2 separate regions of the Mus musculus genome follow, and region 1 is linked to region 2. A link is a loop called in an ENCODE intact Hi-C map of the cell type or tissue named here. Cell type or tissue: left cerebral cortex. All regions are shown on one strand. Links, peaks and the distances in the headings refer to the core of each region. The heading gives the core; the rest is flanking DNA. Region 1 overlaps Gm20554 (predicted gene, 20554). Region 2 has its middle 250 kb from the start of Irx1.

Region 1 (5,375 bases), core at 231-5,230, 410 kb before region 2:
GCAGGCAGGCAAGCAAATTTATCACTTTTGGTAGGAACTTTCCAGGCACTCTACTCAAACACTGCCACCACCATACACCCTCCCCTTATTGCCCCCCCCCCCGCCACCCCCCAGAACTTCTGAACCCCTTTCAGCAGTCTCGGTGCCTGTGCAGAGCCCACTCCCCTTTATACCCTGAGTTATTTACTGTCTAGCATCTACAGAAAAGACCCTGGGTGGGGCATACTCATTCAAGGGAGGGGGAGGGAAGGGAAGGGAAGGGAAGGGAAGGGAAGGGAAGGGAAGGGAAGGGAAGGGAAGGGAAGGGAAGGGAAGGGAAGGAAGAGGTCACCACGCTAGCACCCCAGAACAGGGCATCTGGGTGGAGCCAGATCAGTTTATTCAGACATTTTTGTTTTCGCAGGAAGAGATTCTTTTGGGAAGGGGCCCTAGGTGAGATGTCCTGTACTGGAAACAACCACAAGTCAGACTAAGGCTCTTAGCTTCCAATTAGGTTGGTTTCAGTCTTTTATATGAAGTATCTAATTTTTACCAGGAGAATGATTGTCCAGATCTTAATCTTTTCTAAAGATTAGTTTCCTGTCCTGGTTTCAATTTCAGTGGAGTTTACCCTACCTTTTCCTTGTGACTTGTGCCAGGTATGTATGGAGGAGAAAGCAGTGTGTGTTTATACATATATGTGTGTATATGTATATATACATATGTACGTGTATATACATAAGTATGTATATACATATACATGTGTGTATACACACACACACACATCTTTCTCTCTATATATATCAGTAGAATGGAGCAGGTTCTTATGCCTATATGCAGCTGATTCAGACATTAATTACATAACCATACAAATGTGCTTGACTTTGGAGGGCCTCGTCCTGCCCACAGACATTGAGAAAGTACAACCCTATTATTGCTCAGTACAACCTATCAAGACCAAGACCTCCCGTATTTCCTCCACGAATTATCTTTCACCAAAATTTAAAATGTCCATACTGCTGTCTGTTACTAATAAAAACAGCCTACCTCGTGTAATTAAACAGTCGAATCTGACTACATGCCGATTTTATTGGTAGTGACTGTGGCACATTAAAATGCCTATACAGGGACATTAGCTCGTGAGTTCCCATTGTTATTGGCGCATTAAAACTCTGGTTTACACGAATGATCCCAAACTCTGGAAAGCCCTATTTTTCTTCTCTTAGGTTAAAGTTGCATTAATCTTAAAAACAAAACAAAACAACAAAAAAACCACACCACCACCAACAAGAACAACAACAACAACAAAAAATCAAGGAGGAAAATTTACTTTCCAAGTATAGCGCCTGGGCAGATAATCATCACTGCTACTGGGGTGACAGGGTTACCCCAAACTGCTCTTGGTTTCCAACTTCAAAAGAGGCCTGGATTCTGTGCTTCAGGGTAGGAGGAGAGTTCAGATGTCTCTTGGGAATCCAGGTGCTTGGCTCCTCTTTCTCCAGCTACATACATGGAGTGAACAATGTATGAAATGTAGCGAAATCGGTTGACTGCTTAGAAAGCGGTCTCTTGTGGTGGTTGTCCAGGCTGTGGGTACATGCTGTGTACCCTCCCTCACGTATGTAGTGGAGTTAAAAACAAACCATGTTACTATGGTCCTCACACAAACAGAAGTGGAAATATTTAGAGTTGGCCCTGGCTAGCGACTCTTTCAAGTTGCCCCCGTTTTCCGTGGAGGCCACTTGTGGGCCAAATATTAAGGCTAGGAATGGAAGATCTTTCTGGGTACTAAACTGGTTTTGAAGGCCCAGGCGCTGGCCTGATACTGTCCTGTTCCATGGTTTTCAGGAGGCGACTAGATCTAAAGTCGCGCGGCAGGCGGCGAGGGGGCGCTGTGGCCCGCGCCTGCCGGCTGAGGCCCAGCTGCGGAAACCTGGTGCTGCCACCGTGCCACCGACGCGTGGCTGACGCCCCGCCAGCGACCAGATCTATCTCTTTCCATGCCTGTTTTATTCGGGAAAGAAGGAAAGCAATAATACAAGGGCATTTCAACAAAACTAGAGCTCTCATGACTATTTTCTATTTCAACTATGTCTTCCGTGGTTTAAGTTTGGGGCCCAAAAATAAGCTGCCATTTAGGTGCGTGCAGATTTTTTTTTTATCTTAAATAAAACGAAACATTCACTTTTAAAGTGGGTTTACTTTAATGAAGGAAAATTTAAAATGTAAGTAAGTTTCGATGTATCAAGTCATATCCTATTCTATTAGCAGCCAGGACTTTCTGGCATGTGCATGTTCTTGGTCATCAAGACAGAAGGGCGAGATGAAGTCAACCTTTGCTTCTTTATTCTTTCAGTTTCGTTTTTGTTTGGTTTTAAAGATTTTCAGTGCACCAATTTTAATTCTACATGCAAAGGAAGTCTCCCTCGGGCTTACAATATATTGGGGCTGCATCCGTATTTCTAGTTTCTAAAGGCGACGCGCTTTCCTGGAAAGCGCGCACACAGGACAGTCCCCCGAAGGTGAGGGGCTCTTTGATGCCCGCTTCCTTGAAAGAGAAGTCTGGGCCCCAACTGGGTTCTCAAACCTGCCTGAGAGGCCTGGCCTTCTTGGCCGGTACAGGAGGTGGCTGCCCCTGTGGAGCCCAGAATTGCTTTCCGTCCTGAACTTGGGGGTGGGGAAGGGGGGGGGCGACAACGCACTTTTTTTTTCTTGTTTCCCTCTCGAAGATCGAGAATTCCACTAACCAGTGCTTTCTCTTTTAACTATCCTCTAACCAGTGCTTTCTCCTTTATCCTCGCTCCTTCGCTTCAGATCCTGATCAGTTTCTCTTCTCATGGTTTTCTTTAGTGGGAAGCATGAGTTCGCATTCTCCGGTAGAAGCCCCGCTTTAGACAGGCTTCCTGAAGTTTCTCTCCCGCGCGAGTCCGGACAATTCTCCCTCCACATCTGGCCATTCGGTCGCTGTTCTCACCCTTGTCTGCTGGTGTCATGCTTCTGTCGCTCCTTTTCTCTCCTCTTGTCTGTCTCCCAACTGCGATCCTGCCCCCCGCGGTCCATCCGTGTCCTGGGAAAGGCGTCCACGAGAGACCCGGTCCAGGGTTTTGCGCCCCTCCAGGAGGTGGCCTAGCTGGCCAGATCCGGGAGTCTGAGGCGCCGCCAGGAGGGAGCGCAGCGCGCGCAGCCTGAGAGCCAGGCAAAGACTGGACTAGGGGACTGTGCTAGTTTGCGGTCCCAGAACCAGTGAGGGAGTTAAAAGGGAACCCATTTCAGGCCTGGCTGAGAGCCGCTAAGCAATTTCACAGCCGGCTCCCCTGGGCCCCCGCACTGCAGACACAGCTCCCGACATATAGGAGCTGAGTCCCGGCTTGCTTACTCTTGGTCTTGGAAGACGCATTTCCTGAACTCTCCTTAGCGGTTCTAGGCTCTGTGGTCAGGTTTGCAGCCATCTGAGCCTGCCTTTCAAGCTTGGTCCCATGAGCAAATGAAAACCTACCTGCCTGAGCCTGGGAGGAGTCTTTGCTGGAAGGAAAGCCAGGCAAGAAAACTGCAATTCTCTAAGTCTTTCCCAAGAAAGCAGGTCTGCTGGGGCAGGCTTAATTTCCACCTGCCATTTCTCACTGGTATGTCCAAACAACTCTCCAGGACATAGTCTAGGCGGCAGGTAACCATGAACACACCGTTTTCTCAGGCTCTCTCAGAGTGCTCTTACATACCCGGCAAGGAATATTATAATTTTTAAGAAAAAGGAGGAATGTGGGAAGGGAGGGAAAGAGAAAACACGGCAGGGAATGTAGATTCTTTTAAAATGGATAAATCTGAATTAAAAACAAACCGCACTGGGAGAAGAATGTTGGTGCTGGTACAGGGTGGGCAAGGATGCAGAGTCATGAATTCTGGAGTATCCCTGGGAGAAAATGTGCTCACCTCCACACCTAGAAGAACTTGAAAATGACTGGATCCACTGTGCCAGGGAAGGCCTCCAGACAAAGAGCTGCACTTCATACCTCTACCTCAGAACTCCACGCAAGACCCAGGGCAGAAGGTATCTCAACCATCTGGACTGTGACAGCTCAAATTGCTTCGAAGAATTGGGAGGAGCATCTAGTGACACCTGAAAAAGCGGGAGGTAAGAGCTGCTGTCCGCCCACATCACTGCACACGACATAGGAAATGCCACACGGGCGCTGGGGGAGATTGTGGCACAGAGTAGCAGACCTGAGACCTCCCAGGGGGTAGCACAAAATGTTGCCCCTGGAGAAGCCACTCAGGTCAGCAGGAGACTGGAGAATGGGGGAAGAAGACAGAGAGGGACAGTGATGAAGATGGAATTTAAAAATAAGTGCCAGTCTTTTGTGCTTCCAAACAGAGCAAGGGGACCTTGGAGGACTGTCTGTATCCTACTTCAGGCATGAGATACCTGTGCAGGGCTCATCTCTGTCAGAAGGGGTGTGTCCCGAAAGATACTGGTAGAGTAGGTAGGTAAACATTGAGGGACCCTAACAACCCTTAGCCGGGAAGGGGCTGCTGCATGAGAATATATTGCTCTTCACTTTTCCTTTGTATGAGCTATTTTATGTTTCTAAAATGTTTACAATTAGGCACTAGCCTTACAAAGGAGCACCCTAGGTGTGGAAGTATAATGTGCTTCTTGGGGGAGGGGGATGCTTGACTTAAAAACAACAACAAAAAAAAAAACCTCTCTCTTTAACATTTTAATTCTGTATTCTCTTTATAATAAATACAGATGTATTGATTTTGCAGTTTAACCTTCAAAACAAATGACATCTCTGTGTTGGATGGGGTTGTTTGAGGCATGGGAGGAAGCTGAGCAGGATGTTTTTCCTTCCATGAAGTGTGAGATGTGGCCCTGCTCTGATCAGAACTGTATATACAGGAATTCTGCAGACCATAGATTCTGCAAGGAGAGGTCTAAATGCAGGCAGGACACCTGCACATTCCTGTGGGAAGTGCCTTGCTTCTGCTCTGTATGGGATACTAGCGCCAGCATCCCGGGGGAACAGTGAATGTACATTAGATAATTCAAATAACAATTAGAGAGGGGACATCAGGATCTAGGAAACTGGAGGAAGGGCCTGTGGATGAAAGCAAGAAGCCAGACAGGGAAAGAGAGAGGGTTATCCTCCTACTGCAGACATTCCCAGGCTACCTCTCTCTCCAAGACTGGAACACAGAGAGCTTTTCTAGAAACAATGGCTGTAGGCTCTGTCCACTTGTCCTGACTGCAGCCAGAGGAATGGGGTATTTGCAAACCTAAGTCCCCATAAAGCCCTTGCACTTTGAGAGACCATTTACTATGTTCTTTCCATATAACCTGCCGCAGAGGCAGAGAGGAGAGCAATATGTTTCCAAGGCTTTGCTTTGTTCTGTGGTTC
Region 2 (5,375 bases), core at 282-5,281:
CAGTTTTTGATGTGAACGAATTTGAAATTTTCTTTTAAAACTTTAAGTCAAAATAAAAATAAAGATTGGGAAAGCAGGCAAATTAAATGCCTGTCCTGCTTGTCTTTTCTGTCTCCTCTAGAATAGGAAATATTTTTTCTTCTCTGATCTACTCTTGCTGCATGGATCATGCCTTGTGCATTCTGTGCTGCAGAATATATACTGGCCAAATTAGTTAAAGATCAGATCTTGCATTGAAATCATTCACAAGACCAGGGTAGTGTGCCCTATGTGTCTGAGAGTTCTGACCTTTGACCCTTGTCTTCTCCAAGTGACCTCCTCGATACCTTCCAAGGACTGCTGTGTGTGTGTTCTTCCTCTGCGGATCACAGGGGCACATGGGAAGCAGGATCCGCTTCAGCTCCAGCACTTGACTGCCACTCATGTGTGCATGAGTACCTACACAGCAGAGCTCCAGAGAGCTGCAGAGGTAGATGAAGAGGCTGCCCAAGCTTCTGGTAACCTAGGCTTCCTCGAAGTTTACTGCAAAGCTCTTCCCAGGGGCACTTGAGTCAAGACCATAGAAGAGAGGTTGTTCACTCTCTCAGAAAGTCCTCAGATTCTCAGTAGATTCTAGCTTCAAGTCCACAGGGGTCCATATCCAGCCCCAGTCCCACTGCACACAGACTTAGGTCCCAGTGCACACAGACTGAGGCCCCACTGGACAAGCCTTGCAGCCTTGGAGGTGACCAAGTGTTTTCCTCCCACATGAGACCTCTGCTGGTGCATGGCCATTCACATGTGCTAGCTGAAGGAGGCACGGGAGACTTTACAACAGGGGTGAGCAAAGCACCAAGATTCCCATGTTAGGTATCATTATTCTATTCTCCTATCTGGCTTCTGGCAAAGCAGGGTTTTAGGGGATAGGAAAGATGACATATATATATATATTTTTTTTTTTTTTGAAAAGAAGGGAGGCCATATTTCCTATCATTACAAACACATGCATTGTCTGCAGAACTTATGTTGTCTTAAAAAAAAAGGCCATTTTTAAACTGAGTATCTGAAAACATATCTTGCTTTGAGTTTATTGTCCCAACCATAGTTGAAAACTGACTTCCTTTAGGTACTAAACAGCTCAGACACATCCAGACTGTCCTCAGTCTCTCTTCTCTGCCTTAGAAAGCTTTCCCCATCCTCAACAGCCTTCTCTTCCCAAGGATCACAGTGCTTCCTAGGAAACCTCCTGTCACAGTCATAGCTGTCGCCTCTCCCACTCCAAGCTGGCCAGCAGAGCTACAGTAGGCCGTGGATTCCCCGCAGCTGAAATGCTTGTTTATTTATTTATTTTTTTCAGTGTGACATTAAACGAGTTCTATCAAAATCTAAATGTGGATTTTGAAAACTTTTCTTACAGAGTCCAGATGAAAAGAAATCACAGTTCTTCAAGTCTGGCAAGGTAATCCCCCAAGCCTGGATACAGATATAGCTGAAAAAAGGAGTGTACAGGAGAAGGCTGCACACATGAGTATTAGCTTCTTGTATGCATCCATGGGTATGATGTCACAGGTGAGATGTGCCTGCTGGATCTCCTCAGTCCTCACCCTTGAGTTCCCTATGTTGCATTTAGCTGGGAGCTCCTCCAGGTTGTGACCTGGACCAGGAGCAGAAGTGCTGATTTCTGCAGGAGGGTGGAGGAAGGGGAGGTGGAAAGGCCGACACTGCAAGCAGTAATTACCATGTAATGAAGTTAATGTTTTGTAGGATTTACGGCCTGATACCAACATGGCTGTACACCCTCGTTCACTTCTTCTTGTCAGCCAGATTTAAAAAAAAAAAACAACAAAGGAAACAGGACAATATGTAAAGGCTCATTAATTCTCTTCAGTCTTGATTTTGCCTTCTCTTTGGCTCTCCTCCTCTGGAGGTTGAACAAGAGGCTGTCACCAGGCCTTTCCATAAACTGCGGTTCATGGGAGGGTGAAAGTTACAGCAGCTTGCAGAAGCTATCTGAAGGGCTCCCCTTTCAGTTTCCCAGGCCTTTCAACTGCCCGCGGTTTTATGGCCCTCAGATCACCGGTTACAGCACTGAGAACAATGGGCCCACTGCCGGAGTGACCAGGTCTCAAATTTGCCTTGATTTGCCTGTGTGTCTTAGCAACAGTTTCTTTTCAAACCCAGAGCCCAATTGCAGCAATGAAGATGGATGGGAATGTGGACAGTCTCGCTGCCAGGACAACAAGCTTGGCTCTCAGCCCTGTCCCCAACCGACCATCTCATCCTGACCCTGCCGCCCCGCTGGCATTCCATCTAACCCTAGTGGCTGAAAGGAAGTGCGGTGTCCTCAGAACTCTCATGTCAGGGAGTGTGCTGAGTCATCAACTCTGCTATCTAGGAAAACAGGAATGAGACAGGATCCTGCTCCTGACTGAGCCCAGTTAGACAGAAGAAGGTAACACCAGATAGCTTTCTAGGGGGCAAAGGGAGACAAGGCCACCACACTCTGCCTGTTGGTGGATCATCTGTGCAAGCAGCTTTCAAACATTACTCCTTTTCCATTGGAATGCTGGAAGAGTGGAGGGAAAGCAAATATTTTACTCCCAAAGCAAGGAGGCTCAGCCACAAAGCAGAGAAATGGCACACCCCACTGATTTTAGGGCCACATCTTCCAGACACCACCCTTGCATTTGACTCCCGTCTTTGCCCAGTTGATGACTGGAAAGCTAACGATGGCTCGTCTTTAGGACACATGCCTCTTGGTTTAGCAACTGATAGTGATGTTCAGAAGCAGGGTGTGCCAGGCTGGGCAGCTGGTACAGGATGGAAAGCAGACCCCCCCCCTCGCCCCCATCGCACCTTCAGCAGGAAAGATGCAACCCAATGTAGCTCCACATCACGCTGCTTGTTTCTGGAGCCAACCTCTAGGATGTGAGCACAATGATTAGGATCGTGATGGCTTAAAGCAAGACATATCTTCCTGGAACTCTGGAAACAAGGTGTCCTGGACCTGGAGAAAACCTCTTTCTATCATCCTCTGTAGCTGCTGATAGCCTCAGACCTCTTCAGCTTGCTCTGTCCTTCTGTCACACAGCATGCTCCCTATATGGTTGTGTTGTCGTATCCCCTTTACAAAGCTAGCATAAAATTCAGTTTTCAAACAAAATCATATCCTTGGTTCCAGGGACAGGATTAGAAGATATCTTTAGGGAGTGTGTACCCCAGCACAAAGCAAATCCCAAACACAGATGCTAAATAATGGATTGTTTTTATGAAGATAATAACTTCTCTATAGAGAGGTCTTCCCACATGAGGGCTGAATACCTGCTCCAGCTTCCAAGTGTGGGTTGTGTTCATACTATGTCTGGGGTGTGGACAATAAACTTCTATTTACCCCCAGAAAGGGAGCTGATGTTAGAACACAGCAATAGTACCGTTAAAATTCTAAGCTAGTGGACATATGAGGAAATTGATTATTTACAGGAATATGGGTGAAGGGTTGCTGCAGGAGCAGGGGCTGCTTTAAGACGTTGCTTGCAGAAAGCTGCACAGGTTAAAGAGTCTCTTCTGGGCAGCTCAGCCAATGGGAGGCTCCTCCACAGTCTTGACAGGTGATAGAACACTGTGGAGGGAGTGGTCAGTTTCAGCGACTTCCTGAGACTATGAGCTATTATTCATTTCCTGTGTCTTAAGGAGCCTGCAATTTGAACCTTCTAAGTCCTAGGAAGTATCCACCCAGGGTGGAGTGTTTTGATGTGCAGGAAACTCTTCATATAGCACTTGCTATGGGAGCTCTACATTATGGAAGCCCTCTTTTGTCCTGGCTACCCTAATTCTCCAGATAGACAGACACATGGAAGACCAGGGTCACTTGGTGTGAGATGACACAAGCCTTTAACACTGTTTATGTATGGCATCCATGGCTTAAAACACACCCAATGCTGCAAGGGGACCTCTTCTCCTAAAGGAACTATCAGGGAGAAATTGATAGTGACCTCACACAATGATGAACATTGACAAGACATTTATGTCCCCATAGTTTCTGTCATGGCTTAAATGTGTGCATGCCTTATCATAATGTTAATGCTGCTACTGTACCAAATGGTATGACAGATTCTCTCAGGTTTGGACTCTGTGAAAGGTGGGCTTGTGAGTCACATCTTAGCTATTGAGAAACAAGAGAAAAAGAACTTGACCTTGGTGCCAATCCCAGCCAGTCTTCTATGGATGGGCCTTGTCCTGCAGACATAAGAGATCTCTTACAATTCTGGTGCTATAGTAACAGGTTAAATAATAATTATTAAAATTCCAAAGCTGTGAACTTTATTTCAGTTTCAGTAAGCCCTGAATGGCTTGCTTAAGGGAGGATGTACCTCAATCATGCTTGTGAGTTCGGAGCTGGTCTATAAAGCAAACCAGCAGTGGTTGTTACTCCTTTTGGTATAGAAAGACTCTTTCCTGTGAAAAGGGTGGCAGCATTTGGAAGTTTGAGAAACACTGTTATGAAGTGAACGCTGTTTGATATCTCTGAGAATGACAGAGGAGGATGCACAAGAGGTATGGTGTCATGAAGCCTGACATTAAGCTTCAGGGTTTTCCTATCCTGCCCTCATGGACAATCCATTAGGTTAGTAGGGCTCTGCCTGTAACTTAAAAGATCAACTTCCTCAGCTTTAGTTTTAGCTCAGAAAGTCTTTGGCATATTCTGTCAGAGTATGATGGTAGGGAAAGTGTTCCCATTAGTTGTGACACTGGTGAAAGGATCTGAAGTGTGGCACAGAGAGGAGACCCTACCAATCATTCTGCAGAGCATACTGAGGAAGACACAGCAGACTAGCGTAGTTTGAGAGTGTTTGAGACCAGCTGTTTTCTTACTCCTGGACTGCACCAAGTTCTCACCTCATCACCTGTTCCCTTCTGATAAAGGAAAGGTTGGCTTATAATCAGCACCACAGAGGTCACCAGCCATTGTCCTCAAGGAGTGGAGTAGGGCCTGCCCACTGGTACTGCCTGGGGAAGAGACAGACCAAGCTGGAGGGAAACACAGCCCACATGTCCAGCAGAGTGGGTTGAATCTTCATGGTCTCTACACACTGGTTGTGTTGTTTCAGAAAAACAGGAAACCTTCAGGGCTTATCTGTTATGCTCAACGTAGCATAGTGTGAACACCAGCTAGGTGGAGAATGTTGGAGAGAGGGAGGGACAGCTTCATGTTTCTGTGGAATTTCTCTTCTGAGCACCGTGCTGCTCCCTCAGTTTCTTTTTTTTTTTCCTTTCCATTTTTTATTAGGTATTTAGCTCATTTACATTTCCAATGCTATGCCAAAAGTCCCCCATACCCACCCACCCCCACTCCCCTACCCGCCCACTCCCCCTTTTTGGCCCTGGCGTTCCCCAGT

What was found. A loop is a pair of places that touch in the nucleus more often than their neighbours do. Peaks named below come from ENCODE experiments on the same cell type or tissue, not always from the same donor. Only the 100,000 strongest peaks of a DNase experiment are listed, where the experiment ranks them.
Region 1: a loop joins it to region 2, with 7 times the contacts of the local background. A loop is called at or near these places in 2 of 42 quality-filtered maps.

Annotation. Positions count from the first base shown.
Region 1 is chr13:72,621,891-72,627,265 of GRCm38, reverse strand. Gm20554 (predicted gene, 20554) reads left to right here. Exons shown (of 1, transcript NR_030701.1): 1 at 1-3,800. It also overlaps a transcript of Irx2 not described here. Among named protein-coding and RNA genes, the nearest start is that of Gm20554, 4.0 kb to the left of the region's middle. In left cerebral cortex, for the core only: a CTCF peak has its summit at 3,124; DNase peaks (open chromatin) are centred at 1,584, 1,739, 2,187 and 3,279.
Region 2 is chr13:72,206,996-72,212,370 of GRCm38, reverse strand. No RefSeq gene overlaps it. Among named protein-coding and RNA genes, the nearest start is that of Irx1, 250 kb to the right of the region's middle. In left cerebral cortex, for the core only: no CTCF peak of the experiment used is centred there; DNase peaks (open chromatin) are centred at 689, 1,252 and 2,350.